Linked DNA regions of Mus musculus: regions 1 and 2 are each linked to region 3. The links are chromatin loops, found by intact Hi-C in ENCODE. Cell type or tissue: left cerebral cortex. All regions are shown on one strand. Links, peaks and the distances in the headings refer to the core of each region. The heading gives the core; the rest is flanking DNA. Region 1 has its middle 11 kb from the start of Zcchc24. Region 2 holds the start of Zcchc24 (zinc finger, CCHC domain containing 24). Region 3 overlaps Zcchc24 (zinc finger, CCHC domain containing 24).

Region 1 (10,492 bases), core at 1,072-9,071, 61 kb after region 3:
CAAGAGACAGAGTGACAGAGACAGAGAGCGAGACAGAGAGACAAGGAGAGAGAGGCAAGAGAGACAGACCACAACCACAACCACCAACCCTTCCCACCACTCACAACCTGCACCCTGGGAGACTGAGTCCCAAGGTTGGTGACTGTGCTCACTTTTGGTCTCTCTCTCTCTCTCTCTCTCTCTCTCTCTCTCTCTCTCTCTCTCTCTCTCTCTCTCTCTCTCTCTCCCTCCCTCCCCCCCTCTCTCTCTCCCTCCCTCCCTCTTCCTCCCTCTCCCTCCCTCTCCCCCTTAGAAACCAAACTCTCCCTATCTATTAGACATTGATAAGCTGAGTGTTCCACCTGAACAAGTATCCCATTGAGGAGGAAAAAAACTCCCACTGTTGCTTGAATCCCAGGACCACTGTGGGGAACGAGTGGCCTGAGGGCCTGCTGCTACTGAGAGGCCTCAGGCGGTACCTGCTTGGTCTCCGGGCTGCAGAACACGGAGAGGTGATCGTTAGAAGGACAGCCTGTATGCTGAAGGCCTGGACAACCTACACATATAGCCCAGCCAATCTGATGGAATCTCTAAGTTTCAGGAACCTGGAAGTCACAGAGCCAGGTGTCCACCAGACAGTAGTGGGTGGGCAGCAGCCACTCCATTCTCGCCTTCTGAGTTCACACCCAATTCCGAGAAATGAAAAGAGGGAAAGGAAAGGCAGGTGGTATACATTCCATCAACTGTCTGTCAGCAAGCTTCCGCCTCTGGAGGGATCCCAGGTCTCCAGGGGACACGTGATGGCTCCCAGCTCTAGGACATGTGGAGCCCATCTCCCAGAGGAGTGGGACTACTGACTTTCCCCGTGCCTCTAGAACAGGCTCCTAGGGGGGTCTTCCTGCAGTGTCCACCCTTCAAGATCAACTCAACACTGGCATTTGTCATCACCCAGGGTCAATGGCCCAAACAAGAACATGGCCTCCCGTGCATCACAGCAGTGGGAAGCAGTCTGTCGTTCTCCTGCGCTTTTGCTTATGTGACATCTGTTTGGAAGATGGGATGAACGGCCCCAAAACTGAGTGAGCAGAACTCTCTATGTTATTTTGAGAACATCCTTGTCAGCATCAAAGAGCCAAGGGGGAGTTGACGGCCACCTCCCTAGTCTTCTTACTGGCCCACTCAGATTCTCTCTATGCTGGCTATCGGCATGGAAACCTAATGCTCGTTTGGCATGGCACCCAAGGGCTTGTCCGTACTTCATTCCTGATCCTCCGTCTACATTCTACCTGAAGTGTCTCCCAGATCCAACACACATGGACTCCGACCTCCAGATAAGTGAGGAAACTGACTTTCCCCCATGCCTCTAGAACATGGAGGAAGCCAGTATCCTGACTCCTAAGGGAGTCTTCCTGCAGTATCTCCCACTTCAAGATCAGCTGAAAACTGACTTCCTGTGATCGTAACCCCCATCCTACCTACTCGATAGGTCCCCTCTGTTCTTGACTCTTTGGTGTTTGTGTGGTGTGACAGGTGTGAAACCCACCTTCCTCTCGCTTCCCACCCAGCCCACCCCTGGACTGTGAGCTGCTTGGCAGCTATAATCTCCTCTGCTCTCTCAGCTCTTCGCCACAGCAAGCCTTCTGTTTACTTAAGGGATGAAGTAATAAACTCAGTATGTCCTTGTGGTTTATAAGCTCAGATATGCAGACTATCGGCATGTCATGAAACAGCTCAGAGAGACGGGGATTGAAGAATGGCGAGAAGCCCCAGCAGGGACTGCAAACTGCCAGCATGTGCTGACCATCTGTGTCCTCTGCTACATTTGAATGTGCCCCAAGGTTCATGTCCTGGACAAGTAGTCCTTGCGTTATCAGTATGGAGAGGCAGAGCTTTCAAGAGGCAATTAGATGCTGGGGATGTAGCTCTAAAGTAGAATATTTGCCTAGCATATGTGAGGTCCTGGGTTCAATTCCCTGCATCTCAAGATCATAGAGGCTCTGCCTCCTGAGTGGAGTGACATCACTTTGAAGGGATGGGGCTTATCATAAATGTCTGTTGTCCTAGTTAGGTTTTCTATTGCTGTGGTGAAACACCATGACCTGGGGAGGGAAATGTTGATTTGGCTTACTTTTCACATTGAAGTCTATCACTGAAGGAAGTGAGGGCAGGAATTCGAGCAGGCCTGAAACCTGGAGGCAGAAGTTGATTCAGAGGCCACGGAGGAGAGCTACTTACTGGCTTGCTCCTCAAGGCTTGCTCAACCTGATTTCTTCCAGAACCCAGGACCACGAGGCCAGGGGTGGCACCACCCACAATGGGCTGGGCCCTCCTACTCCAATCACTAAGAAATGCTTTTCAGCCTGATCTTATGGAGACGTTTTCTCACTTGAGGTTCCTGCCTTTCAGATGACTCTAGCCTATGTCAAGCTGACATAAAACTAGGCAGAGCAACAGTTTTTGCCTCCCTTTTGTATATGTGTATATGTGAGTGTGTGTGTGCAATTCTATGTATGTGTGCATGTGTGCGAGTGAGTATGCCTGCATGTGCAGCCTGTGTCTCACTAAGTCTCTCTCTACCTTTTTTATGAAGGCAGGGTCTCTTAGCGAACATGGAAACCATGGAGACTGAGGCGAAGGGATCTCCGTGATCAGCAGTTAACACAGAGACCCATAACTGGGCAAAGCTCTAGGAATGATGGCTATCGGTGCTCAGCGCTAAGTGGGTCTCTCCATTAATGCTTCCCCTACGGCTCAGGAAACATCAGGGAAGAGAAGGTGGGAAGAATGAGGACGACCTCTGCTACACAGTGAATTTCAGACTTGGGCTAAGAGCAAGACCTGCTTGAATGTCCCCCTTACCAAAAAAAAAAAAAAAAAAAAAAAGACTTAGATGCGGTGTCTGCCACTGAATATGCAGTGCCATAGGTCCAAGTTCAGCCAGTGAGTCCATCTCCTCTCAAGATGTCAGCTGTCCCATTACGTATGACCATAGACAAGGCTCTTCCCAATGCCCCTCCCAGCCTTTCCCCCCGCCCCCCATTCAACATCCTGCAACTCTAGTTCTCAGGTCAGCATTGCTGGAGATCAACCATTCTGAGATGCTCTTCTTGGGGAGACATGTTGAAAGCTAAATGAAAGACGAAGGGGGAAGGGCCCTGCTCTCCCTCCCACCCCAGCAGAAGTATCTGCATCTCTGCATCTCTATGTCTTGGGGTGAAGATTGTGGAGGAGCAGCCTCTTTAAGGGTCACAGCTCAGTTCAACTGTGGTGACGGAGTCCCTCAGCCTTGGAGGATGGCCTGTGCTGCCCAGAATCTCGAGAAGAGACTTTTTTGAGAAAAGACTTTTCTTTACTGCATGTGTACAGATGTATGTATGTGGGTCTCTCTGTGTGTGTGCACATGTGCACATATACATGTGCTTTTGTCCTCATAGAGTTTCATGATGGAGTGGATAGACACGACCTGATAATAGATGGCTAGACCTGGGTGGTGGATGGGGTGGGGGGCGGGGAAGTGGAGGCTGAAAGGTGTTCAGGTGTGATCAGTGTGCTCTGTCAGGACACTGGCTGCTGTATGAGCTTGGTTTGGTCTGGAAGGGAGAGGAGTTATTCATTCATCCAGATTCACAGAGTCACTGCTTTGTGTAGCAGAACACATGTGAAGGCCAGGCTGACTCCATGACAGGCTTCAAATTGGCAGTTAAGGAAACTAGGCCTCAGAAGCTGCCCCGCCTCCTGGCCTGAGGCAAGGACAATGGATCAGCAGCAGTTTCCAGACTTCTCAGCTACTTCCTCAGCAACAGTTTCCAGACCCTCCCCCCAGCAAGTTCCCAGCCCCCACACCCCAATAGTGGAATGTCTGTAGAGATGGACCCAATAGATGGACTCAATAGAGGTCTGTAGAGATGGACCCAATAGATGGACCCAATAGAGGTCACCTACCCTGGAGTCCCCTAATGTGCTTTAAATCAGGCCTGCAAGCTCACTTGATTGCCTCTCTATCTTGGTAATGGGAGACCCCAGCATGCTGGACTTCTGCAGAATAAAATACTCTTTGCATTTACATACTATTTGAGTCTGGAGTACCATTCTTCGGTGAAATCCTGGGCCCTTATACCATGTGCTGGAAATAAGACCATCAATGAAAAATAGGAAAGTCTGTAAGCTCCCACTTTACAGGAGGGACTTAGACTATAAGTAAGTAAATGTGATAAACAGCACATTAGACTGTGTGAACACTGGTAAGGCCCATTGCTGAGCACAAAACACACTCTGGTTGCAAGACAGAGCCATCAAGCTGGAACTAACTGAGAACTTCCTTATAGCTGGCTAAATTCCATAGTCCTGAAATGTGCTATGCACACCACCGGGGGAGAAAAGCCATCAATAATATTACCCTGCATCTTCCATTATGAACCTGTCAGGAAAGCTGTACCCTTTGATGCAATAGTGGTAATTGGTTTTAATTCCAAGTGAGACCTGAGCCATAGGAAGGAACTCATACCTGGTACCATAAACATGGCCACATGCCTATGGCTAGGACAGTCATAGGTCCAAGGTAATACCTACAACTGTTACCTTGCTATGTGGTTGTGTTGTTAAATATCGACGGATGGATGGGTATATGGATGGATGCATAGATAGATAGATTGGTAGGTAGAGGTGGATAGGTAAATAGATATGAATGGATAGATAGAAAGATAAATGATTGATACATACATACATACATACATACATACATACATAGGAAGGGATAGATGATAGATAGATAGATAGATAGATAGATAGATAGATAGATAGATAGATAGATAGATAGATAGTGCTGGCCTCAACTAAAGTGGAAACTTAAATGTCTTTGTAAAGTCAGTTGTGTTGGATGGGGTTTTGCTGGGGCAGACACAGGTGAAAGGATGTTCTGCTAAAGCAAGCACGTGAAACGACATGTGGCCGGGCATGGTGGCGCTCGCCTTTAATCCCAGCACTCGGGAGGCAGAGGCAGGTGGATTTCTAAGTTCAAGGCCAGCCTGGTCTACAGAGTGAGTTCCAGGACAGCCAGGGCTACACAGAGAAACCCTGTCTCGAAAAAAAAAAAAAAAAAAAGAAAGAAAGGAAGGAAGGAAGGAAGGAAGGAAGGAAGGAAGGAAGGAAGGAAGGACATGTGGTGAAGGGTTCTTTGCTAATGACATGAATGTATTGGAATGCACCAAAAACCTTCTGGTGGTGTGCTGCAGTTTCTTGCTGCTTCCAAGGTCTCAGGCTGATTGGCAGAGTGATGTCAGCTAAGAGAGACCCACGTGCTGAGGCCAGACCCGTGGAGAACATGTGATGTTTGGAGGTGTATAGAAAGGACCCAACAGACAGTGACAGGGACTGAGCTTGGCTTGCTTATAGAGCTAGCTGTGCGACGCTTGTGGATCTCAGGCCTTCCTGATCATCTCTTCGCTGAGAGAGGCACAGCTGAGAACTTTTCCTGGCATTCCTGTTGGCCCTGGTCCCTCCTGCTGACTTGTGCCGAGGCGGAAGCCTGCTGTTCTGCTAGGTAATGCCACCACTGCTGCTAGCCTGGCTCTACTGAACTGGATAAAGTGTTTGTGAGTGGATGGATCTGCCAGTGATGACTCCTGTGAACTGAACTGTTGATTTCCTGACAATGCAGATGGGATTTGCTCCAAAGATCCCTTTCAAAACAGGTCACTATCCCTGTACCCTTTTTTCTCCACTCCTCTGGTGGGTGGTGAGCTGAAAGGAAGGTTGAAGTGTTTAAGAGCCATCATTAAAAGTAGGATTTGGAAAAAAATTAAAGTTACACTCAACCTCAAACCAAAAATACCTTCTCTCTTCCGTGATCAGCAACAAGCGCAGAGAGCCATAAGTGGCCAAAGTGCTAAAAGCAGTGACTATTGCGTGCTTTCAGCGCTAAATGGGACCTCTCTACCAACCCTGCCCCCAAGACCCAGGAAGCAGCGGGGAAGAGAGGGGGGAGAGTGTGTAAGAGCTGTAAAATGCTGTCTTCCGGACATGATCTAGTCATTACACACATGAGCTTACCGCTGCTATGGCTACCCACCGAGATCAAGCCAACAAGATTAGTCAACGTTCTGACAGGCAGCCCTGACTGACCTCCGTGTGCTGTTAAAAAAGAAAGCAAAAAGGAGAAATGAATTTGGTGTGTCATTTAAAAACAAAAATAAGAGCCATGAAGCCGGGAGGGGGACATGTTCAGAGTACGGGGAGGGGAGGGGCTGGGATGGATATGATTGGCATTCCTTGATTGCATGTATGAACGTATCAAAGGATAAAGAAGAGAGATTAGATTAAGAAAAATCAAGAGTAGCAAAGCAAGAAAGTGGGATAGAAAAGTCCAGGTGGGGGGGTTGAGCCTACAGCTTAGCTGGTGGGATCCTGGGCCAGCATCCATAAAGCCCTCGACTCAACCTCCAGAATCCAGGCACCGTGGTACAGGCCTGTAACACTTGAGGAAGACAGAAGGATAAGCAGTTCCAGGTCATCCTCAGCAGCATAGTGAGCTTGAGGCAAGCCTGTGGCACCTGAAACCGTGTCTCCAAGGGAAGAAAAGGAGGAGGGGGGGAGGGGAGGAAGAAGAAGAGCCTTGATCTTAGCTTCTTGGGAGTCTGAGGCAGGTGGATCACAAATTTAAGGCCCAAACCAGGAGTGATGGCACACACGCTTAATCCCAGCACTCAGGATGCAGAGGCAGAGGCAGGCAGATCTCTGAGTTCAGAGCCTGGTCTACAGAGTGAGCTCCTGGAAGCCAAGGCTACACAGAGAAAACCTTTCTCAAAATAATAAAATGAAATGAAATGAAATGAAATGAAATAAAATAAAATAAAATGAAATAAAATAAAATAAAATAAAATAAAATAAAATAAAAGCAAGGCCTACCTGGGCTACATAAGGAATCACTGTCTCAAACTAAAAGAAAAAGTCAAGTCAAGAATTGCTTTAATGAGCCAGGCAGTGGTGACACACACCTTTAATCCCAGCACTTGGGAGGCAGAGACAGACAGATTTCTGAGTTCGAGACCAGCCTGGTCTACAGGACAGCCAGGGCTACACAGAGAAACCCTGCTCGAAAAACCAAAAAAAAAAAAAAAAAAAAAAAAAGAATTGCTTTAATGAAGCCATTGGAAATAGCCTCTCTGAGAATTGACAAATGAAGACTTGAATAAAAAGGTGAAGAAAGGCGCAGTTTGGAAATATTAGGAGGAAGATGGTCCATGGCCAGAAATCAGAAAGCCAAAGGTTGCAAGGTGGAACCGTGTCTCAAATGTCCAGGGAACATAAAGAAGAGCCAAGGAACCCAGGGGACATGGAGGCCAGTGAAGGGTAGGGGACAGGAGGGAGGAAGGGAGGGAGGGAGGGAGGGAGAGAGAGAGAGAGAGAGAGAGAGAGAGAGAGAGAGAGAGAGAGAATTGCAGAGCTTCACGGGGCCCTGCAAAGATGGGAGCTCCCATTGTGAGTGGGTTGGAGGGATCCCCGTGGGTCCTGAGTGAAGTGGCACCATCTGAACAAGCCTAAAAGCCGGCAAGGGAAGGATACACACTGGGCAGTGACCACTGCCCACATCCAGGCAAGAGGTGCCAGGGCTTGCAGAGAAGAGCTGCTTCGTGGCTGGGTGGTACATAGGGGCCATTTGGCTGTGTCCCTAAAGCAGAGATGATGGCATTAAGACAAAGCAGAGCTGTGGAGTCTCAGGCAGCATGAGGCATCCTGGGCTTGCTGGCATGCCGTGTGACTTCTCAGCCTCCAGAATGGTGAGCACTACCTATCCCTCCTCCTCTGTCTGCATTTGGTTTCTGCCCTGTCAGCTGTTTCTCTGGAGCACCTGGCTGCTGCATGCATCTTGCCTCCTGTGCTCACACCACAATGCTGCAGTCACCTCGGTTGCATAAGACTTTTTTTTTCTCTGCATCACCTCAGTTAAGTGGCAATCCAACACGATAGGCTTGGACTCTACCTCAGACTCATGCAGGTACGCTGGCCTAGGCAAAGACCAGGGCTGAGTTTGCTATGAAATACTATCCAGATGCAGACGCACAGTGAGCCTCTCAGGGTGGAAGGTCTGGAATCTGAAGTTGGTATGCTCTGGGGCCCTGTGCCCTGGAAAAAGCTCTTCAGTGATCTGGAAATACCCTCCAGCAACAAGCTTCCTATAGGGATAGGTTCTAATTTCCTGTCTGGGGCCAGGGGCTAAGCAGAGTCCTCCTGAGTGACTACTCTACCTCCTGAGCCTGGGTTCAAAGCACTGGGCACCTAGTGCAAGTGCCACATTTCCTTTATCTTTTTCTCTTGGAGCAGGATCCCACGCCCTAACAAATGCATTGCCCTGAGCTTGATAGGAAGCCAGGATGAATGGTGATCTTGTTTCAAGTAGGACAGTGTCTTTGACACCCCCCTCTACTGTACTGACGTTCCCTTTTTCAGGGTTATCGTCTGTGAAAGTAAAATGGATTTATTCTCCAGTGTGAAGCAGACCCAGGGATCTTAATGATCCTTGGTCGTCATCAACAGTCACCATTAAAAGCTTTAATTGATTGCATAACGTTAGATTGATTTTTTTTCAGGGTTGGTCACTGCCCCTGGGGGAATTTGCTATCTGAGACAGATAAAGTTGTTCAAGATGCCAGCACTAGAGGCAAGCTTGCAAACACGAGGAGGAATCTGGAACTCGACAGATGGAAAGGATCTGGACAGAGGAAAATCAATTCACGTCCTGGATTTGACACCAAAGGCTCATGTGGCCACCCAGTAGGAAAGCGGGACTTCAGGAGACCCAGTAGGAAAGCAGGACTTCAGGAGACCCGAGAATCTTTTGTGTTCTGAAGGCCATTAACAAGGCAGTGAGAGCCCAGCCCACAGGACAAGGGAAATATTCCACAGTTCACAGACCTCAAGAGGAGCTTGTTCTGCAATAGACGAACAACACTTTCAGTCTTTAACAAAAACCAGCCTAGGAGCTGAGAAGATGGCCCCGCAGAGCAAGTATTCGGACATCAACTGGGATCCCTACATTCACAGAAAAGCTGGGTATGGTATCTGTGCCCAAAACTCCAAAGTCGGAGCAGGAGAGACAGGAAAACCCTGGGGCCCCTTCGGGCCAGCCAGTCTAGCTGAGAAAGTTCACTGAGAGACACTGTCTCAGAAAATCAAGTAAAGGGCTGGAGAGATTGCTCAGCAGGTCAAGGTACCTGCTGCCAAGTCTGATGACCTGAGTTCGACCCAGAGGACCTATATGATGGAAGAAATAACCATCACCCGCAGCATATTGACCTCTGACCTCTACACACACACACGCACCAGGTACACACACACCGCACAATCAATCAACCAACCATGGACTCTAACAATTAAAAAGTAAAATGGTGAGAGAAGAAGACACCTGGCATTGACCTCTGACCTCTACATGCGCACGCATGAGAGCACCATCATACATGTGTATGCATATTAACACACACACACACAGCTTAGTCTACAGGATCCTTACCTGGGGTTCTAACACGGGACCTCATAAACCAGGTATGGTAGTGAACATTTGAAATACCAGCCCTTAGGAGGCAAAGGCAGGAGGATCAGAAGTTTCATGTTATCCTTAGTTACTACGTAGGGAGCTTCAGGCAAACCTGGGCTAGGCTATATACACCCTGTCTCCCCATGTGTTTGTGTGTGTGTGTGTGTGTGTGTGTGTGTGTGTGTGTGTGTGTGTTTACTTTATAAATAAATTGTATATTATAAATTTATAATAAATTATAAATAAATGTTTGTAACAAGCAAACAATCTACTAAGACATTTCTCCAAAGAAAATGAATGAATCACCCTAAGGCACTGAGCCTCCTTAGTTAGCAGAGAAATGCAAATTAAAACCACAGTGAAATACCTTCTTACACCTACGAGGATTAGGGAGGATGTGGCGAAGCTGGAGTTTGAATACTGGTGTTGGACATGATGCAGCCACTACACACAGTTTGAAGGTTGCTTAAAGCGTGAGACAGAATTATGACATGACCCAGCAAAAAGAATCTACCCAGAAGAACGGAAAACAGGGGCTCAGATGTCCACAGATGACCATGGTAGCAGTGCTCACGTTACAAGGGTCAGGGACCAGGAACCCCATGATCTGGTGGATGGGGAGGAAGTGTTGATATTCATCCAAGAGGACAAACAAGTTGCTGGTCCAGGTAGAGCATGCTGAGCCTAGAAAACCTTAGCGTGAGTGCAAAAGCCATATGGAAAGATCCATTGTTTAAGGATTCTATTTAAATGAATGTCTGAAATAGGCAAATTCATTGACTCAGAGAGCAATCTGCAGGGACCAAGGGCTGGGGGACAATGGTGACCGTGTGCTCAATGGGCATGAGTTTTCGTTTGGGACTGAAAATGACCTGGAATTTAATAGTACTGATAGTTGTCCTACTCAGGACTACAATAAGGAACAACCCCTCACTTTAAAGGGGTCACTCTTCTGTGTGTGAATCTTGATATCAAAGAAAAAGA
Region 2 (10,492 bases), core at 888-8,887, 47 kb after region 3:
AAAGCAGTTCTGCTGTGGACTCTGAAGGGCAGAGGCACAGGGTCACAAGGCTGTGCCCCCGTCTCCCCAGAGAAGCCTGCCCAGCAGGGCTATCACAAGATACCACAAGCAAGGGGGCAATGGCAAACACTGTGCTAGTGGGCAGACACTTCTGAGAGTGGCCCAGACAGAGTCCGAACCATAAAGATCGTTCAGGCAGGACTAGCAGGGTGGCAGGCGGGAATGAGACCACCTCTGCCAGGAAAGACACAGCCATGTGCAAGGCCAATGGCAAAGGTAGTGTTCAGGGCCAGGCCCAGTACCCCAGGGAGATCAGGTAGACCTCTATTTCTCTGTTCTGTTCTCTAACCCAAGACAGCCTTAGAGGAAAGAGCTTGAGTCTAGCCCTAGTTCTGTGGGGTTTCTTTCATCAGCCACACAACTATCTTCTTATCTCCTAAAACCATCCAACCCCTTACCTCTTCACCAAATACACACACACACACACAAACACACACACACACACACACACACACACACACACACACACACTATAATAAGAAACCATATCACCACTGACCACACCCCTTCTTCCAAGAGACCTGCACCTCTGTCCCTAGCCTCTGAACACAGACAGGAGGGCACACGCTGGGTTTGGGTGTAGGAGACAGTACACACAGGTGAGAGGAGGACCACAGGAAAATGAAACACACCCTCACTGAACCTCCCCTCCCCCATCACACACAATTCTGCCCATATTCTTGTTTCCAGGGCCAGGAACATATGAACTGGCCAGGACAGATCATGATCCTTTGCCAGTCCGGACATTGCTCACATTTCACGTGTAAAATCGTTCTCCCTACAAAGATGAGGCTCAATAAAAGATCCAAGACTAATGGTCACATTGAGTTCTCTTAGATGAAGGAAGTGGGCAGAGAAAAATGGGGACCAGGGCTTGGGGGAGTAGACAGTGGTTGCCAAACAGAGCTTAGCAGACTTAGAGTCATGGGAAGACTATATCCCCACCTCAGTTTCTTGACCCCCAACCCAGGGTTACCACTTACTTGATGGTGCTCATGGGCCATGGCTCCTTGCCCACTTCCCAGCTAGGACAAGAGCGCTGGGAACCCTGTGTCTGACACTTGTGAAACACACTTGTCAAGCAAAAGCAGAAAGCATGAATCTGAAAAAAAAACCAAGGGCTCAGCAGGACTGTAGCATTAGCAAGTCCAGGGTATGACCAAAGCCATATCCTCTACAGCAGAGGCCTGGCGCTGGAATCCACTGTGAAGTGAGGCTGTCCACAAGCTGTGAAGTCATGGGCAGGCATGTGTGCTTGTGCCATGTACACTGGGCTCACACCAGGGACTCCAAAGGCACTCATGACCAAACAAGGTAAGGACTGTCTGAACATTTAGCCACTACCAGAACATGGCTAGGGATAGGGCTTCACTATCTCCCAAGTCAGCCCCTTGCAATTAACCTAGCAACTAATAAACACTCGTTCCTTGAGATAACATAGGAGGCTGAGACAAGGGAGACCACCTACTTCATCACAGGGCTGAAGGCAGAAGAGAGAGCAGGCTTAAAGTCATCTGTCCTACCCCCACCCACCTAGTGGGATGAGCTGAACATCCAGTGTGGCCCAGTTACTGACTGGGCAATCAGAGGTAGGATTCCTACTCCCAAGTTGGACAACAGAGCTACGGAGAGACAACGCCATTGCACAGTTCATGGCAGCCTAGCTTGGCTACCACAACATTACACGTTGGTTACCACAGCCCATGTTGTTGGAGCAGCTAGAGGGAGAACTTCTCCCTAAAGCAGCCACCCCATGAGTCCCAGAAGAGACATCCATTTGTACCCTAAAGAAATGCCTTGGGATCTGTCCACTGGGACAGGGCTGGAAATATCACAGGTAGATTCAACAGCAAGTATCAAGGCTCAGACACTCGAGACTGTTGGGTGCTTCCAGAAATTACAAGTTAACCAGTGTAACCAAAGGAGGACTGAGCTACAGAAGATCTATTAGCAGAGAAAAAGAGGGGGAAGGAAGGGAGGGAGGGAGGGAGGGAGGGAGAGAGAGAGAGGGAGAGAGAAAGAGAGAGAGAGGAGTGTTAAGGGACAGATCCAATGTCGCACACTTAGTTCTGTCCCTAGGTCTCTGAATGAATGTTCCCAGGGAGGGACATAGGCATAAAATAGGAAAATATGGTTTTTCTCTTCTGTGTCTCCTAAACCAGGCCAATCGGACGGAGCAGGAACATAGTAAGAAACCCAGTACCTATACAACAAGAGCCCATGACTCTTCAAAAGAGTTGGGGTCCAGGGCTGAGGGTGTGGCCCTTGGTAGGGTACTTGTGTAGCTATCGGAAGCCATGGATTTGGTAGCCAACATCACCTAAACAGGACACAATGGCATAGCCTTGTAGTCCCAGAACTTGTGGAGGCAGGAAGATCAGACCTTCAAAGTCATCCTTAGCTATGGAGCACGTTTGAGACCAACCTCTTCTATATGAGACTATTGAAAAAAAAAAAGATTTGGATCCAGGCAAAACATCAGAGGTACTGTGGTTTGATAGGAAGTCCCAGTGCTTGGTATACACAGGCGCCCGAGGAAGATGCAGATAGGAGCTAGCCTGGAGATCAGGTGTAACAGGCTACAGAGATAGCTCCTGGCTGCGATTCAGAATTGATTTAGATCTAGCTCTGCTGATGAATTGAGTCATCTAGACCCCTGCTTTGCTCTCTAGATTATGGCAATGACAAGGAACTACATTCTAGAGCCTTGCTGTCCATGGTCCCATTGGAGGTGGTGGCACACGCCTTTATTCCAAGCACTTGAGAGGCTAAAGCAGGAGTCTTACCCTGGGTTCGAGGGCAGCCTATGCTAGGGCAAGTGAGGCCTTGCCTCAGAAGACAAAGCAAAGCAGCTTGCTGCTTACCAGCCCCCATTTAGGCCACTTCGGACTTCTGTGGCCACTGATCATTTACTACCGAAGGAAGCCCTTGCCCTCCCTATACCTGACTTATATGGCCCAAGGCATGGTTTCCCTGAGCCCAGACCTAGGCAATCAACTTAACAGAGCAGAGTAGAGCTGCCTATGACAACCCTTCCCCAGTGTCAGCCTCCTTGCATGAGTTACTGTTCAGCATCCCAAGGGGAGGGGTCAGATATCTGGGGACTCTTCCCTAGTCATACCTCTGGGACATTCCTCCCAGGTTCGAGCTGCCTGCCTCCCACCCCAACCAGACTACAGAGACTATGGGAGTCAAGTTTAGCGCCCTGCTAAGGAGTAGAGTGACTCTGCTCCACGGGTCCACACTGGAGAACCTCTGGATAGCTGCTGTAGACACAGGTGGTTTTTCATCCAAACTTCCTATATTTGTCTAGGCTGGGGACTTTAGTTTGTTTTTAATGTTTGCACTTATTTATTTAGCTGTGTGTGTTTATGGGTACAGACCACAGCACACATATAGAAGTCATAGGACAACTTGCAGGAGTTGGTTCCCTCCTTCTGCCATGTGCAACCCAGGGATTAAACTCAGGGGGTCAGGCTTGGTGGCAGGAGCCTTTACCCACCCATCCCTCTTGCCAGACCTCTTTTGTTTTTTGAGCAGGGTTTTACTCGAGCCCAGGCTGGCCTTGTTGAACCATGGCAATCCTCCTATGCTAGGAATACAGACATGAGCCACTTCTTCCATCTGGAATCTTGTACAAGACTCTCTTGTATAAGTATTTTTGTGTTCTCCTTGCTATCTCTGTGCTAAGGAGCTGAAGTCCATTCACGCCATTAACAAGTCTGCAATGCGAGGGCCACAGCTGCAAAGCGTGGGGTCTGTGGTACTGTGGAAAGTGATGAACAAACCCAGAGATCCCCACCAAGAAGAGCTTTCTGACGTTTAGAGCGATGCAGCCCAGGAGACCGCATAGCTGACTCAGTGGAACATCCCCAGACCTGGAGATGATCGGAAGAACACTGCTCTGTATCCTGAGCCAAAACCGTCCTCTGGCTGAATTAAGTCTACGGGATGTTGGGGTGAAGACTTGTTAACAGGTTTTGAATGACAGGCCTTCTTTGGGCCTTTATCATGCTGGCACTGGCGAGCACTGTGTGAACAAAGGGGATGACGGTGAGTAATCTGTGCTTTCCAAGACCGTTGGAGCCCTCATTTCACCCAGCATGCACAAAGGAGGGGTGGTCATTCCACGGTGGAGCCACACTTCCCGGCTACATCTATTCTCAGAGAAAAAGGGAAACTTGCCCTAAGAATCTGAATTCAGCGACACGGGGCAGCCTCATTTCCCTGCGCGGCAGGAGTGGGATAAAAAGCCTGCCAGGGCCAACTCTGAGAACTCCTCCAAGGGTCCAAGAGGTAATGCCTAACTCTGTTTTTCCAGAAGTGGAATTCTTGGAGTCTACACTGCTGGGAATTTAAATTCCAAACAGAATTTGGCAAGGAAGATCCATGCAGTCCCCCCCCCCAAGCCCCACCTCCTCCTGTAGCACCTGGAGAGAGGGGCTCAGCCAAGGAGTCTCTCTCTCTCTCTCTCTCTCTCTCTCTCTCTCCATCCAGCTGTGACCACAGATGCCATTTCTGAAACCCGAGTTTACCAGACCTCATTTCAGAACCCAGAGGGGTTTTAACACACTTCCACCTGAAGGCCATCTCCTGGAACTTGTCTGTCCTGCACTTGCATGTAAACTCGACCACTTTCCTCTCTCCTCCCGGGGATAGAGGGTTACTCAGGACCCTTGGCTTATATCTTCAGCTCTCAGGGCTGAGGTTCCAGGGGCACAATAGGCTTCTGTGGCCCCGTGTCCTCACCTCCCCCAATGCCAGCTGCATTCATGGTGTTTTGCTATTGTGGAGGGAGCAGCCTGGGGGCGGTGCAGGAGGGGGTGGGTTCTTGGCACGGGGGCCGGTGCAGACGGGCTATGGTCAGCGGTCAGCATGCAAGTCACATCCACAGGCACTGCCACTGGGCCTGCCAGGCTTTGAACAGAATGGCAATGCTTGTGGATGGACCCTGGGTCCCTTCCTAAAGTTCCCTCTTGTGAGAAAAAGAACTTGTTGCCTTTGCACCCAGTCCCTTAGTGGTGGCATTGACTGGGTGGGGAGGGGGCTTCTCACCTTCTCAGCCATATCAGAACACCAACTAAGCCCCCAAAACATAGCTGGGGGTTTGAAAGAGTTTGAGAGGTCAAAGGCTAGGAGGTGAGGAAGAGAAAGCCAGAACCCAAGAGAGTTTTCTGGAAGTTGGCAGGCACAGCTCTTCAGCCCTCCATGGGAGCCATAAGCCTTGGAAGTGTGAAAAATCCCTCTGATCTCCCCAGCCCTGGCTGTCTGCAGGCAGACACTCTCTTCTCTTGTTTATGTATACCTCCAGCCACACACACACACACACACACACACACACACACACCTGTGACGACCAAGATTCAATCTACTGAGTGGGAGGCTCAGAGAGACGGAGCTTTTTCCCCACCATGGCTCCAGCTCCTCCCGCACTGGGCTGCTTCCTGCGGTACACAGCAATGAAGGGGTAGGGGGTAGCTGTGGTCTCCCTGAATCCCTGAACCACAGCTGGGGTCCAAAGACAGGATCTCTGACTGATGGGCAACCCAGCAGAGACCACATGTAAGGAATGAGGGATGCTGGGATGGGAGCTGAGGGAGTCTTAGTAAAGGCTCCTTAGGGACCCTGCTGGGTCATGGGACCTCTGGGTCACAGTCATCTCCCTAGATGAAAGATGTTCCCTGAGTGCACCTCTATCCAACTATGAGCCATGAGAACACTCCATCACTCACCTTCCTCTCACACACGTATTGTCTATGCTCCCCCCTGCCCCCCCCAGCCCCAGGCTCCTCACCCCTGTCCTGTGTAGAACTCAACAAATATTTGCTAAGAGAATTAATAATGGAAAACACCCAGCCAGTAAAGAAATACTCCACAAACAGTTCTCCAAAGCCTTTGGTCACCTAAAGTCAGCTCCCCAAGAGACAACACATTGTTACAAGAAAGAAGATCCCAGCCAGGAACCATTCCGCAGGGCAGAGAGCATGTGTTATGGTTTATAAAGAGCCTTGGCATGTAAGTGCTTTCCCCCACCCCCACCCCCACTCCCACCCCGGGCTCTGCAGGCACCTTTCCAGTCTTGCCCCCATACCCAGACCTCCTGCACAGCTTCTATTCCATAGGGCAGCAGGGCAGCCTTGGGAGTGCTGGCCTTTCACATGTCTGTGAGTCTTCCCGTAAACCATGGCAGTGTTGAACACATACCTGAGACCAGAAAGGGTGATCTCCTGACGCCACATCTCAACCCCAGCACACTCCAGCATATACAGGCCTCACTCGCAATGACCTCTGGGTCAGAGGTGAAAGTGACCCCGTGTGTGTCCCTCTACCTCCTGCGTCTTTTAGCAGAGGGAAACCACAGGGGGCAAGGGAAAGGCACAGAGGGTATTGGCAATTTCCAAAATGGAGCAAACGGATGTGGGGTGCCATTAGTAGATGGATTCTGGGAAGGCTCTGGATAAGACCCGCAAAGGAGGCTGGGAGGTCACGGCCACCTGTGTATTTATCTAGCTGGTAACATGCACTGTCCAGTAGACTTTGTAACCGAATCCATTGAGCAGGCAGCCTTTGCAACACATCCCAGGTTTTGGGAGAAGGCACTAGGCAGCTGGAGCCCTCCCATCGCCACAGCCTAACCCTCCCCCCCCCGCCCCCCAAGGATTTCCCTTTCATTTCCTTCCAGCCTGGGAAGGCAGGGGACAGAACAGTCTGCTAGGTCAAGCCCTCAGAAACCACTTCCTATGTGCCTGGGGGAGGGCAAGCAGCTGCAGGGTGGATCTAGGGGTTCCCAAGTGGTGGGAACAGGAGAAAAAGCCCCTGGAAGAGCAACTACTTTCCAGGGAGCCCTCCAGGTTAAGAACTATGGAGGTCGGTGGGAGGATTCTTTTAGGCCCTTTCAGAGTTCAGAGCAGGTTCTGCAATCCTCCGTCCCAGAGAATGGCAGCCAGAAAAGTTCATAAGGTTGGGCGAAGGAAAGACTAGGAAGGGGCTCCCCGCCCTAGCCGCACCCCGGCAGTCTGCAGAGAATCCGGAGACACCCTTGAGCCTGCTTACTAGGAGCAGGGCTCCAAACTCGGAGAGGGGGCGGGAGGGCCCTGCCCAGGCCTGAGCTGCTCCGGGAGGCTCTGCCGGGAGGTGACGCGCTCCTGGTGCCCCAGGGACTTCGGGCGGCAAATTTGGCAGAGCTGATCGAAGTCAAGCCAAGCCGAACTGGGCAATGCGGGGCCGGCTTGGGCCATGCCAGGAAGAGCGGAACAGATAGAAGAGGGGCCTGAAACAGTGAGCGCCGGGCTGGCGCGCGCTGGGGCACCCACCTCTCCGCGCTGCAGCTGGAAGACGCTGTTAAGATAACTGGAGTGCAGGGGAGAACCCAGCTGCTCCGGGCGGCCCTTGCCGAAGGCCAGCTCCGGGGGCGCGGCGCCGGCGGGAGGCTCGGGCCGGAAGGCATCGAAGGCACTAGCCTGGTGTGTGTCCTGAAGCGACAGGTAGACCCAGTTGAGTAGCTGGGCTGGCTGGTACACCGAGGCGGCGCTCGTGTCGATGGCAGACAGCAGGCTCATTTTGCCGTGGCGGTGCCGGCCCCTCCCCGGCCGCCCGCTCGCGCCCCCCTCCCGGCGGAGGGGCGGGCACCGGGGAGCCTGTGCCCACTGCCAGCCGCCCCGGCCCCGACGGCTATCCGCCCCGCGTCCCGCGCCCCGCGCGTTGCCCGCAGCCGCCCGCCGCCGCCGCCGCCTCCCCGAACTGCAGCAGTGGGCGCGCACGGGCGGAGGAAAGAGGCAGAGAAAGTTGGGCAGGAAACTTTTGGCCCCGCCCCGCCTGCTGCCAGCCCCGCCTCGCCCGGGGATCCGCTATCTGCCTCTGCGCTGACCCCTCCGGGGACCGCTCCTAGGGTGGGGTCCACAGAGACCCCGCCCCACCCCGGCCAGTTCGGTCCTATCCTCGCTCCCCCATTGGTTGTCTTATTGAATATGAATGTGGGGGAGGGGCAAGACAAGAAAGAAGGCGGGTCCGCACATGTAGCACGCCGCCGACCCCCACACCAGGAGCGGCCCCTCCCGAATTTCCCCCCTCCGCCCCGGGGTCAGCTCAGCTCCCCAGCCTAGGAGCTCAGAATCAATTGGGCCCAAACATTCAGTTGGTTCTACTGTATGCTGGTTCCCATCACTTCCCAGGAGCTCTCTAGTTAATTAGGCGTTTGCAGCTTTTCCTTCTCCCAGTCCCTCCTCTTGCTGTTAGTCCGATTGTGTTTCTGTGACTGTCTCGATGTTCTCTAACGACACTTTAAACGTGTCTCGTTTGAAGCTTCCTTCTGTCTCCCTCGCTTCCCTCAAACACACACACACACACACACACACACACACACACACACACACACTCACACACACACACACACACTCACACACACACACACACACACACACACACACACACACACACTCCTCGCGCTATCACCATAGGACCCTCCCCCTCCCACTTAATTCCTTCCATCTGCAGAATCGTTTTGCGGACAGCCTGCGCTGAGGGGGGCCCCAGGTTCCTGCCCAAGGAAGGGCTCCCCTTCTCCTCCCCCCTTACACCCCCTCCCATCTCTTCCACTTCTCCTGTTTCTACTCCAGGCTGGCTTTTCTCTCCTCTTCTGCTCCCTGGGTCCAGCGTCAGCTCTCCCTAGTGTCTTGAAGGGGTTCCAGGACCCTGGCCTACAAGATCTCGGAAACCCACATTTTCCTGGAGGAGCCCGCATTAGCCAGTGGCTTCCCAGATCCTGAGGCCTTCATTCACCTCACAGTCCCAGAATGGTGTGTGCTGCCCCATATCCTGGGACCCAAGAACCAGGTCCAACCTCTCAGTGCCAACTCAGAGGAACTGACTGCCCTATGGGGACTCAAGTCACCTTCACCTCATTTGGCCCTGAAGCCATTCAGCCTGGTGTTAAAATGCCAGTAAATGGACTTCTGATGAGCCACCTCCCCTCTGCCAACCAGCCTGTGTTCTCTGTACTATGGGAATGATTATATTCATACTGGGTAGCTGTTGAGTGGAAAAATAGATTCAGTAAATAGAAGCTGTTTCAGGAAGGTCCTTTGTCCCCCAACCAGTCACCAAGCCAGGACACCTCAGCACATCTGTAGATGCTTGAATTCAACAGCTTTCAGTGTGACAGAGAGCTAGCCTGTGTCACCAATTGAGAGACCCTTTGATCTCCCTGTTTTGAACCAGTTTGCCTATCAAACAATTGGCAGTTACTAATTCAAATGACAACACGTATGCTAATAAAATCCCAATATGCTTCTTCATTCAAGACTTATCTCTAAGCCAGATGTAGTGAGCTTGATGCTAGCCTGGGCTGTAGTGGGTTGGTCCTGTGCTGTTGTGTATTCAAATGCTAAAATCTGTACCCCAAGTTCTGGTTGCTTCAAGGTGAGCAGATCCTCTTGCATACCATCTTTTGCTGTAAAAACCTTGCCCCCCTGCCCCAAGTGTTGTGAATTTGGTCTGACGCTTGTATTGTGTTAAATGGGTTCCCAAAATTGCAGGAGAATACGCATGTAAAATGTTGAGGGTCCCTGCCCCAAGTTGGTTCTGATTGGAAATTAAAGTTGCCAATGGTTGGGCAGGGAAACAGAGGAGGGACTTTAGGATTTTCGGGCAAGGGGACCAAGGAAGATGATTTAAAACCACCAGGCTGGGAAAAGAGTAAGCCTGAGAGGTATAGAAGAGAGAGCATATCAATCACATAAGAGTGGCTCCAGAGGGGCCCCGCATTGGGTCTAGGGCATCAAAGATGGAATATAGATTTTAGTAAGTAATAACTCAGGAATATCGGAGGAGGCAGGTTTTAGGCACACGGAAGTTTGGGGGTGGCCCAGCCATTGAGCTGTTTGAGGCATATTAAACTATAAGGCTGTGTGTGTGTGTGTGTGTGTGTGTGTGTGTGTGTGTGTGTGTGTGTGTTTCATCCGGGAACCTAGAACACTGGAGCAGGTACTGTGGAATGCCTGCTGCTGATGTGAATTAAACATCTATTACTATCAGTGATTGGTTAATAAAGATGCCTGTAGCCTGTAGCTAGGCAGAAGAGAGGTGGGCGGGGCCTCAGTTCCCAGGCTTGGGGTCTGAAGCAGGGACTATTGAGGGAGAAGGGGAGAGGAGAAAAGGAAGTTCACAAGGGTAAATGGATTGTGAGCCCATGGCCTTGAGGGCCAGCCTGCTGGAGTAGAAGCTGTCCAGGCAGAACAGGACAGGTGTTATCTTGGGGATTATCACAGGGAAGTAGACAAAAATACCACAGAGGGTTGGTATCTGCCCCGCTCTAGTACTTTAAGGCTTATTATAAATATAAAGGTCTTATGTCTTTCGTTTGGGAACTAAATGATCTAAGGTGAGATAGAAACCCCTAAATATTATTTACTATATCGCTGGGCTACATGAAACC
Region 3 (10,492 bases), core at 1,319-9,318:
GTCGCTAGCTCTTTGCATTTTTGACCCAAATTACCTATTTCCAATTTGTCCTCATTTGGGACACAGGTGCACTGTTTATTGCCATGACACCCTCTTTAGAGTCCCAGTGGGATGCCAAAAAGAAAAAAATCCCTTTCCTAGCAACAGGAAGCTTGGCATGGGGCAGCCTTAGTGCAGCAGCAAGACTGGAGAGTCCTTGGTGCTGGATGCTCACCGTCTGCAGCCCAGCATGCTACCACTCGAGGGCAGCACGGTGGCAGCTAATAGTCTGGGCTGCCACAGATAATACCTTTGTTAAGTGCTCAGAGAGTATGTTCTCCCAAAATCTACCCTGCAGCTAGCTGCTGCAGACATACAACCATCTCTTCCACTTACCCCCTGGACCCTTGCTTAACACTTCACGTCAGTCATACAAAACATTTTCATTTGAAAACAAAAGGCAACTGGGCACCATATGTAAACACTGAATTTCAGGCCGATTTCATGGTCTGATTTTTTTTCCCTCTCTCTCTCCATAGAAGCATAGTATGAGTCAAGAAAGTCAGTCCTGGCAGCTGGTGAAGAGGAGAAAGACCAGAGAGGTGTGGCTTGTCACAGGGTAGGGGGCACACTGCTGACCCTGGCCAGGACAACAGCCACCCTGCGACCATGTGACATGCCAGGTAATCTCTCTGCCTCCTTAGGAAGTAGGAAATCTCTATCCTCAGTTTCCAAAGGAGAGGTTCTGTGGCTCATTTTAGGCTTGCCCAGTGTTGGGGGGCTGAGGAGAAAGAGGAGGAGGGGTCCTCTTTCGTCTTCTCAGGGGATGGGGACATCAATCAGGTAAGGAGGGCTATAGGAGAGGACATCTTAAGTGGCTATCAGGACAGAGGCTGGAGGGCGGGGCACCTAGATGTTTAGAGACAAATCTCCCCCCACCCCCGACCCCTAGTGACACTCTGTTCCAGAGGCAGCCAGCTCTCTTCTAGAAGTTCAGAGGTCACTGGGACCTCTTGTTTTCTGGTGCCACTTTGTCATTTAACTAATGGGGAGACTAAGGCTGGGGATGAGATGTCCTTGCCCCAAGTGGCAGAAAGCGGCTCCAGACTGCCAAGGCCCCCCTCCTTCATGCCAGAACAGTCTTACGGCTTTTGTGGGGTGGCATCCCGGTCATGGGTGGGAGGCTAAGGGTCAAGAGAGAGAGCAGGTGACAGAACCCAAGCCTACAGGACAGTCTGGGGGAGGTCATGGGAAGTGGTGATGCCTCATGTCCCTAGGATGTCTTGGCACACTGGTTACTGTTCGATGTCTCCATTGCCTCACCCTCTTGCCTGTCTCATTGGCAGAGGGAGGCTGTGTTTAGCTACCAGGTACAGTGCAGTGATGTCAGGGCTGGTGAGATTAAGGACTCAGTGTGGGCAGGGACAGAGGGCCACTCCTCAGTAGCTGCTAGAAGAAGTGACTGTCCACTGTGGCTACAGATCAGGAATGACTTGGGACTTTCTAGAGTGGTTTTTCATACGAGGCAAGCTGCAAGGTGCTGGGTGGGACAGGGCCTGGTTGGTCTTGGAGGGAGAACTTCCCTCAGGCCTCAGGATTCACAGTTCATTTAGTGTACTTGTGGCAGATGCAGGGTCGCTCAGCCTCCAAAGACACTCAGGATGAGAGCTTTCAAGAACATCGAGACCTCTGCTGGCCTCTGTCCTTCTACAGAGCCCAGGCCTATGGTGAAGAGACCCTGAGCCTCCTGTCTCTGCACCCTGTTGGGAGCATGTCAGCTACTCTGCCAGCATGTGAGACAAGGACACACGCCTCCTCTGCTTAAACCCACAGGCCCGTGACATCTCCTCAAGCATGCGGACATTCAGCCCTTTGGGCAACACAGGGAGGTGGCAGCTGAGGGGTGCTACAGTGGTGGCCAAGATCACTGCACACGGCGACAGTAGTAGCCCAGGACCTTGCACTTTTCGCAGAGGTGCTGAGGGTGCTCCTTGCTCTGGTCAGACACATCCAGGCCGTCAGGCTTCTCCAGGGGTCTCTGCAGAGAAGGAGAGGAAGGGGCCGAGGGGCGGGGGGGGGGGGGAGAGAATCTGCAGTTACAGAGATAGCTCAGCCAGTGCCTTGGCATCCCACCTCTTGCCTGTTTGCAGACACTTGTGTCCCAGAGGAGGCTCAGATGAAATTTCTGGGCTGGCAAGAACCAAGGCAGGGTTCTTAGACCCAGAGCCCATGGCAGATACGTTGCTTGATCCACAGAGAGGTCTGGGCAACTGCCCCCTGAATGCAGATTAGAAACCTCCCAAATCTAGCCCAGAGTAAATTCAGGACAGGGGTGCAAAGGCATCTACCAGATGAAGAAACTGAGTCTCAGTCAAGAGAAGCCCCAACTCACATCTGTCCCTTCAATCCAGTGGCTTTGGGAGTCACTTACCCTGGACATAGCTACATTTCAGCCCCAGAGACAACAGGGCTCTTAGTTCCATAAAGCCAATCTGGGGTCTGGGGTCAACCCCAGCCAATTCCTGGCTTAGTGCCTGCCCATTTATCGAATGACTACATGAACTCGTTTTCTAACAGAGAAACTGAGGCCCAGGGAAAGGAGGTGACTTAGGCCTACTGTGCCACTTTAGCGTGATCCTTGTCTGTAAAGCATGTTGTCACACTGCTCATTTGCAAAGTTTGGAGAAACCCCAAGGGATACTGGCTAATGGTAACCTGGGCAGCATTAGGCACACACAAGTACCCCTCTAAAACTTGCATGTGCTAAGTGTGTGTTCACATGTATACATGTGTTGCTTCAGCTTGAGTGTGGAGGTCAGAGGACAACTTGGAGGAGCCCGTTCTCTTCTGCCATGTGAGTCCTTGGGATCAAACTCAGGTCATCAATGTTGGTGGCAAAGTCCCTTTTCCCTTGAGGCACCTCACCAGCCCTCAACCATTTTTTTGTACTTTGGATGGCTTGGGGTTCTTGGCTTCCTCTCCCTCCCTGACCTACCCATAATAGCCAGCCAAAGACCTGTAAACATCGCAAAGATCACGAGGAGTGGCTCTGTAGTGGACAGTATTTCAGTTGGCTACAAAGACTATTCTCCTTCCAAGCCCAGAATGACACCATGGCAACAGAAGGGTCCTCTACTCAGACTCAGAGGCTCAGAGGAAGCTGGTCAGGGCCAGCTGGGAGCCATCTGCCAAGAAGAGGGGAGCAGAAACTATAGGCTGACATGGGGTTGGGGCAAAGACCCTTGGATACCAGTGACATGCCCAGGATGGTCAGGGAAGGGCAGCTGATATGGACGCAGTCCACTGTGTAGACTGTTAATTACTCAAGAGTACCAGCTGCTTTTCTGCCTTGACCAGGCCTTGACCCAAGCTGACATTCAGGGCAGTTAGGCAAATGGCTAGAGTGTTCTAAATGGTGAAGGTTTAGGCAGCAAGTGGCCAGAGTTCTACCTCTTAGCTGCCCTAGAAGGGGGTATCCCATAACTCAGCCTTTTAAGTTTTAGCTACAGAGGAAAGGCCTGGAAGAAGGAGAGCCTGGGTTTGGAACTGGGGGCCTTTCAGAGGACTGGCCTCATCCCTCCTATTCTGTCCCAGCAGGGGAGAGGAGAAAGAGCTTGACTTCCTGGCAGACCAAGTCCCAGAGGGCAGCTTACCCTCCATTCACTGTGTGGCCATGGCCTGGCCACCTGACTTCTATGAGTCCGCAAACCAAGTAAAGACAAAGGCTAGATGGAAAAACACCCCTTCTGATGTCGTTGAGTTTGAAAATTAATGGGAGGGGGACAGTGATACAGGGTCACTCAGAGTAGGAGGTGCTAAGCCACCCCCTGCTGGTCCAAGGGTCCCAGAAACAGAGCAGCACAGATCTCTCCATTTGGGTTTGCATGCCTCCAGGGCGGGGTCATTGTATGTTCTATATGAAGAACTCCATCTTGAGCTGGAATCTGGTCCCTACGCTTTCATCTTGGATGTTCCCAGCACCCAGGGCCTCCTCCCATGCTCTCTGCTCAGGATGGTGACTAGTGGAGCATGTTATCTACCCCAGGCCAAACCCAAGCTGTCTAGTCAGTTTCCACGGCTCCCCTCAGCTCTTCCCAGGCCCTCCACGAGCCAGCTTTCTAGTAGGGGATAGAGGGACAAGAGTGGGCTAGTCTACACTGTCTCTGCTCCTCCTTTTGTATGGCTAGGCACTGCCATGGAACTCAGGCTGACTCAAGGGGACAGCTTCCATAAGACTGGTGTTTTACCACAGATGAGGAAACCATAAGCCATTTAAAAGTCTTACCCAGAGTACTCCAGAGAGGAAACAGTGAACCCCAAGCCCCATACTCTCAGGCATGCTGCCTGTCCTCCTCCCAGAGCTCTAGATCTCATGCTCTCTCCTAGCCTGTTCCAGGTCCCTGGCTTTCGGTCCCTGGGGCGGCATCCTCCTTTGCGGCCGCTTCCACCCTTGTGGTCCTGAGAACTCGCTTGCACTGCTCTGCCCACCCTGCCAGGCACTGCTGTCCTGGTTTCTATGCCAGGGGCTGACAGAGATCCAGAGCTCCCACGGGTAAGGGCAGAGCCAATGAGGAGAGCTGAGAGGCTTGCAGAGTGTTCTGGAAAACTGCTCTGCCCATGTCTCTGCAGTGTGTCCACAGCTCGTAGTATCACACGTCAGACAGCTTTGAACACCACCTCTGCCATCCATTGGCTGATGGCTGCTACCTCAGCTCATCTTTCTACAGCCTGAGCTAGCAGGTTAGTGACAGGTGTCATCTAGGCTTAGCTGTGTGTGTGTGTGTGTGTGCACGTGTGTACTAGACAGTAAATGATTCTATAACTACCGAGCTCCACAAAGACTTCATAATGTCTGTGTGGACAGTCAGCAAGTAATTTAGCATCTCTTTGCATGATTGTTCTCCTTCATAAAATATACGTAATAGAAGTCCTGTTTCATGGGGTTGTGGTTAGAAGGGTACCTGGCTCATGGGGAACTGTCCATACATTAGTATTAATATTGAATATTATCAGTAATGTTTTGAAAGGGCAGGACCACCATCAGCTGAATCCTTGGGAAATACTCTTGGCCTACACTGGCCGGCCCAAGCCTGAGGTTCCTTAAAACTGTTTTTCTCCTTGGCCTTGGTCAATGTGGATTCTAGCCAGCTGCTAAGACTTACTCAGCCTGCAGCCTCAAGTTGCCAGTGGGGAGCTTGGGGGAGCTGTCAGGATGACTCCCCTCCGTGGAAGGAAACACCCAGCAGCTGGGACTGATCTGTGAACTGCCCCACCCCACCCCCAGCCCCCAGCAGGGGAGCAAAGCCCGTGTGTTTTCCTCTCTTCTGGGGTGGGAGGGGGGCTGGGTTGTCTGGGGGAGACACAGTTGGAGTCTGACAGGAAACAGATGTAGTGGGGGCAGGGTTTCTCAGAGGAGTGAGGTGGCCCAGGTCAGCACTGGGGGAGGGGCAAGAGGACAGGCTCCACTCCCTCACAAGGAGAGCAAGGGGGAGGTATTCCCAAATCTCAAGCCAAAGAAAGGAACACAAGGACCCAGGAACCCAGAACGTGGCTGGTGTGTGTGCTGCAGGGTGCGATTGTTCAAAACCTATTGCCTTTGTGTACCTCAATCTTCCCAAAGCACACAGTAGGTGCTCAACAAATACTGGCTGGATGATGGTGAGTGGGAAGCATGGAGCTTCGAGCTCTTGAAAGATTCATCTAGATTGGGCTCTTCTGTGTAGAGCCAGGCTGGCAGGTCAGCAGGCTACACTTAGGCTATGCTGGTAGGATGTGGGATGGAGGAAGGCAGGGAAAGCCATCAGGGACCGAGGGGTATCTTGGCAAGATGGAAGGGACCCCATACTTAGCCTGTCCTGCCAGACACTGGCCCACACAGAAAAACTGCCACGTGTCCAGTTCCTCTGCCTCTGAGTGTGCGAACTGGTTCTGCCTTTCTGTCTAGGTCATAAGACAGTCTGTGAGTCCCCCAGACCTGCAGCCCAGATCCTCGGAACCCAGACACTAGAAGACTTGTAGAAACTGAGCTGTCCTAATTCCCTGTCCTCCCAGTCATCCACCATGGCTTACCCTTCCTGCCTACCCCACCCACACACCTCAGCTTCAGGTTCCAGAGTAGAGAGCCAGTGAAGCCTCAGAAGGGGGAAAGAATCACCCTGCAGGGAGCCTGAAAGAGCGCCCTGCGACTTCCCCCAGCCCCACCCACTGCAGGCTGCTCAGTCCCACAGCTAGCTCCACCCCTACCCAGGCCCCGCCTACCCACCTGCTTGTGCGGGTACACGTTGATGTGGCACTTGATGCACTCCTGCCCCATGTTGGCCCAAGAGTTCCCACTCATCCATTTTCTCTTGCATTTGGGGCACTTGTACTCGCCAAAGCAGCGCTTCTTGCCTTGGTACGGCGTCAGACCCTCACCTTTGGGGCGTGCCTGGAGAGACAGGAAGTAAATACAGGAAAATGAGGGCTCAGCCTTCAGCTCTCATGGCCTGCATCCCATCCCCATACTTGCTTTACGGTGTGCTGGGAATCAAACCCAGGACCTCGTGCAGACTGGACAAGCCCTCTACCCACTGAGCTACAACTCCAACCCAACTAAGCTTGGCGTTTCTGTCACGACGGCCAGCACCAGTAGCTACTGTATTCTCCTTCAGGGCTGCACGGTGGCAGAATTCATGCAAGTTCGTCGTGTGCTACAATGAGTGCTTGGTACACGTGTATACATGCCTGTATACATGCCTGTGAGTGGATTTGTAGAGTAAATTTCCAGAAGTGAAACTCCTGAGGCAAAGGTTATGAGCGCCATTTTTTAGCGATAAGACCTATTGCCGCTGCCTCAACTCCCACAATGCTTCACCAGTTTCGTGTTCCGGACCCTCTGGAGTAGAGTCCCAGAAACAACTCATAAGCTTTAAACTGTGCACAGTTCTGAGGAACAAGATGAGAGCCACATGCCTGAAGCATCAGAGGTCTCATTGCTCCGTGAGTCCATAGTATATACGCTACCCGCTACCTGCTCATTAGTTCTTCAGTGACTGCCTGATACTGATGAATGGTACCATCTACAGTGCTTATGTTCAAGTGGCTCTCATTTTACATACGAATTGACCTGAAGCACAGGTCAACCCATATTCCAAGGAGGTGTTGTAAAGTGCTTCTCTTACCTGAAAGGGGGAAATCTACCAATACCATGAAGGTCCAAGTTGCTAAAAATGTGTGTTGAGAACCAAGCCTCTGCTGGGAAATCTAAGAGAGATTCATGCTAGTTTTTTTTTCTTTATAATTATTATACATAAGTACACTATAGCTGTCTTCAGACATACCAGAAGAGGATTACAGGTAGTTGTGAGCCACCATGGTTGCTGGGATTTGAACTCAGGACCTTTGGAAGAGCAGTCAGTGCTCTTACCTGCTGAGCCATCTTGCCAGTCCCTCATGCTAGTTTTGATCTTGCCATTGTATCCCCTAGTTCCAGCCCCAGAGCAGGCATCTTGAAATGTACCTTTCTCCATGAGGGGAGACTATAGTATCACTAATCTAAAAGGTATGAGATTCTCTCAGAGCAGGTTTGACAGACATCTTTCATAACGAGCAAGAGGCATCTTTGCATGTATTTAAGAATGATTTGCTAGTGTACTCACATGCATAAAATAAATAAATAAGTCTTAAAAACAAAAGAATGGCTTGCTCATATTCCTCAGAGTATTTTCTGTGCACGTTTTAAAATATTTTCTATGCACATGCATGCAGGTGCCTGCTGCAGTCAGAAGAGGGTGTCAGATCACCTGGAGCTGGAGTTACAGGCAGCTGAGAGCCAATCAATATGGGTACTTGGAACTGTACTCTGTTCCTCTGAAACAGCTGCAGAAGGGCTTACCACTGAGCCATCTTTTCAACCCTACCCTTTTTCTTGTTGACTTGCAACTGCATTTTATATATGAAAGGACCTAGTACTCTCCTGAACAGCTTGATGTCTTTGTTGAAACATGATCCAAATAATGCATGCCTCACTCATTGAAAATGGTCACTTCAATGGTTTTTAGTATATTCAAAGTTGTGCACGGTCTGATTTTAGGATACATTTGTCACCCTCTAAAAGTCACTCTGTGCTCCTTCATGCCTGCTTCCTGTTCTACTTCTCTGTGCATATAATCTGCTTCCTGTCTCTGTAGATCTCCCTAGCTTACACTCATCCTTTTGTCTGGTTTCTTCCACTTCACGTAATGTTGTTGAGGCTCGAGCATGCTGAAACATGTGTCCATACTTCACCCTCTCTTGCTGCCTAGGAATACTCACTGTATGCCAATGACGTGACACAGGGCACTCTGGGCTGCTTCTCTGTCAGGGTTGTTATAAATGAAGTGATGTGAGCCTGCACATGCACACAGAGGAGGGTTTCTTAAAGTTGGATTTCTTACCACAGGATTTAAAACTGGGAGACAACCCAGAACTGTGGGCCGTCACCAGCGGTGGGTTTTCACTAGCTGAGGTGGAGGAGTGGCTGACCACTAGAGCCAGTGTTCACTCTTTTCAAGTCACCTCTTCTTGCCACAGCTCCCTCCACACACCTGCCCTGCTTGGCTCTTGTGGGCTTTGAGTTTGAGAGGCCTGGACAAAGCTCCGTGTGTCATCATCAAGTGTGGTATCCAGCCTGGCAGTGGCGGGATTGTCCGGCAACGTGTTAGAGAGGAAGAATCTTAAGACTCACATTCGATTCAGTGAATCAGAAACACCCCCCCCCAATTCTGTGTGTGTGTGTGTGTGTGTGTGTGTGTGTGTGTTGTATATGCATAGCTGTACCCGTGCGTGTACAAGCTAGAGGTCAAACACAAGTCTTTCTCAATTGCTCTCCACGTATTATTTTTTGTAAAAACAGTTCCCCACTGAACCTGGAGGTTACCAAGTCGGCTTGGTTGGCCATCCAGCAAGCTCCAGGAATCCTCCTGTCTTATCTCCCCTGTGCTGGGATTAAAGGCAGGTGCCACCCCCGCCAGCTCTTTCTGTGGGTACCAGAGATTAAACTCAGATCCACATGCTGTGCAGCAAGCACTTTACCCATCGAGCCATCCCAGAACCTGAATTCTGACAACCTCTACCAGGTTCAGAAAGCTGGGGCTGTGGGATGATCGTTGCCATGGTAACTCCCGGAGTGACTGCCACTTAGGAAATGGTATAGAGGTCAAAGGCAGACTCTGAGCTGGGAGGTGGTGGCACACACCTTTAATTCTAGGACTCCGGATGGAGGTAGAAGCAGACAGATCTCTGAGTTTGAGGCCAGCCTGGTCTACAGAGTGAGGGCTACACAGAGAAACCCTGTCTCAAAAAAAAGCAGACTCTGATCCACATCCTAGTTCTGTGATCTTGGACAAGGTGAGAGGGCTCAGTGGGTAAAGGCCTTTGCTGCCAATTCTCATTGACTTGAGTTCAATCCTCAGGACCCACATGGTGGAGAGAACCAACTTCCACAAGTTGTCCTTTGACCCCCATATGCATGCTGTGGTATGTATGTATACAGAGAGAGAGAGAGAGAGAGAGAGAGAGAGAAACTAATACTGCAATAAAACCTTTTAAAAGAGTGCTCCGAGTATTAAAGGAGATGATACAGATAAGCCCCAAGAGCAGCATGTGGTACACAAGGTAAAATAGGGTTATTGGCACTACTATTTGCTAACCTGAAGTAGTACCAGTCCATAAGATAATCATTTCTATTACTTATGAGTGGTCAGTGGTTTGTTTGTTTTGTTTTTGTTTTTGTTTTCCCCAGAAGTCATGCACACCACTAGGTGGTATCTGACTAGAGTTCAGACAGAATAACAAAAGGGAGATTGGTGTGAACATCAAAACTTGGAAAGTAAGCACCACACAGTGCTGATTTTTGGGCCACCTGCTTGATGTCACTGTGACTTCAGGTTCACTATGAGCCCTGGGAAGACCCAAGAGGGAGCCATGTTGTAAGAGATGCACCCCACAGAGTCTGAGGTGTTCTATGCACTTTGGACAAGAGGGCGCCTCTGAGGCTGAGCTCTTTAGCTACCTGGTTTGCAGGTTTTCTGAGTCCTTCTGAGGCCACTTTCTCCACCAGCACCCAGCACCCAGAACCCAGTACCCAGTACCCTGGCTTTGAGCTGCCTGTATCCACAGCCCACTTGCTCTCTGTCATCCACAAACAAGGCACCGTGTGCCTGTGCTCTCCTGTGTCCGTTTCCAAAGGTGTCTGCCAACGCTGTTGAGGGGTTGATGGGGCTGGGGAAGTGGCTTCATTGATAAAATGTCTGCCCTGTAAGCGTGCAGACCTGAATCTGACCAGGAACCCACGTAAGTTAGTCTGGTGTGGTTAGGCAGAGCCTAACCTGGAAGTGCTTGTTCTTTGGCGTACTTGGTGAAGCTCCAGTGGAATTAAAAACCCGTCTCAAAAGAAAGACAGATAGCACTTGGGTTGTCCTCTGACTTCCATATTCACATGCATACCACATATGCATGCATGCAGTTATACATACATGTGTGCAAGCACACACAC

What was found. Peaks named below come from ENCODE experiments on the same cell type or tissue, not always from the same donor. Only the 100,000 strongest peaks of a DNase experiment are listed, where the experiment ranks them.
Region 1: a loop joins it to region 3, with 2.3 times the contacts of the local background. A loop is called at or near these places in 5 of 42 quality-filtered maps.
Region 2: a loop joins it to region 3, with 6 times the contacts of the local background. A loop is called at or near these places in 12 of 42 quality-filtered maps.

The regions. Positions count from the first base shown.
Region 1 is chr14:25,774,765-25,785,256 of GRCm38, forward strand. No RefSeq gene overlaps it. Among named protein-coding and RNA genes, the nearest start is that of Zcchc24, 11 kb to the left of the region's middle. In left cerebral cortex, for the core only: no CTCF peak of the experiment used is centred there; a DNase peak (open chromatin) is centred at 5,448.
Region 2 is chr14:25,761,238-25,771,729 of GRCm38, forward strand. Zcchc24 (zinc finger, CCHC domain containing 24) reads right to left here and starts at 7,835. Exons shown (of 4, transcript NM_001101433.2): 1 at 7,374-7,835. The coding sequence starts at 7,619. In left cerebral cortex, for the core only: no CTCF peak of the experiment used is centred there; DNase peaks (open chromatin) are centred at 4,175, 4,902 and 7,916; H3K4me3 peaks cover 3,168 bases; H3K27ac peaks cover 4,229 bases.
Region 3 is chr14:25,713,386-25,723,877 of GRCm38, forward strand. Zcchc24 (zinc finger, CCHC domain containing 24) reads right to left here. Exons shown (of 4, transcript NM_001101433.2): 3 at 6,242-6,406; 4 at 1-2,017. The coding sequence ends at 1,904. Among named protein-coding and RNA genes, the nearest start is that of Ppifos, 17 kb to the left of the region's middle. In left cerebral cortex, for the core only: no CTCF peak of the experiment used is centred there; DNase peaks (open chromatin) are centred at 4,534, 5,193 and 5,372.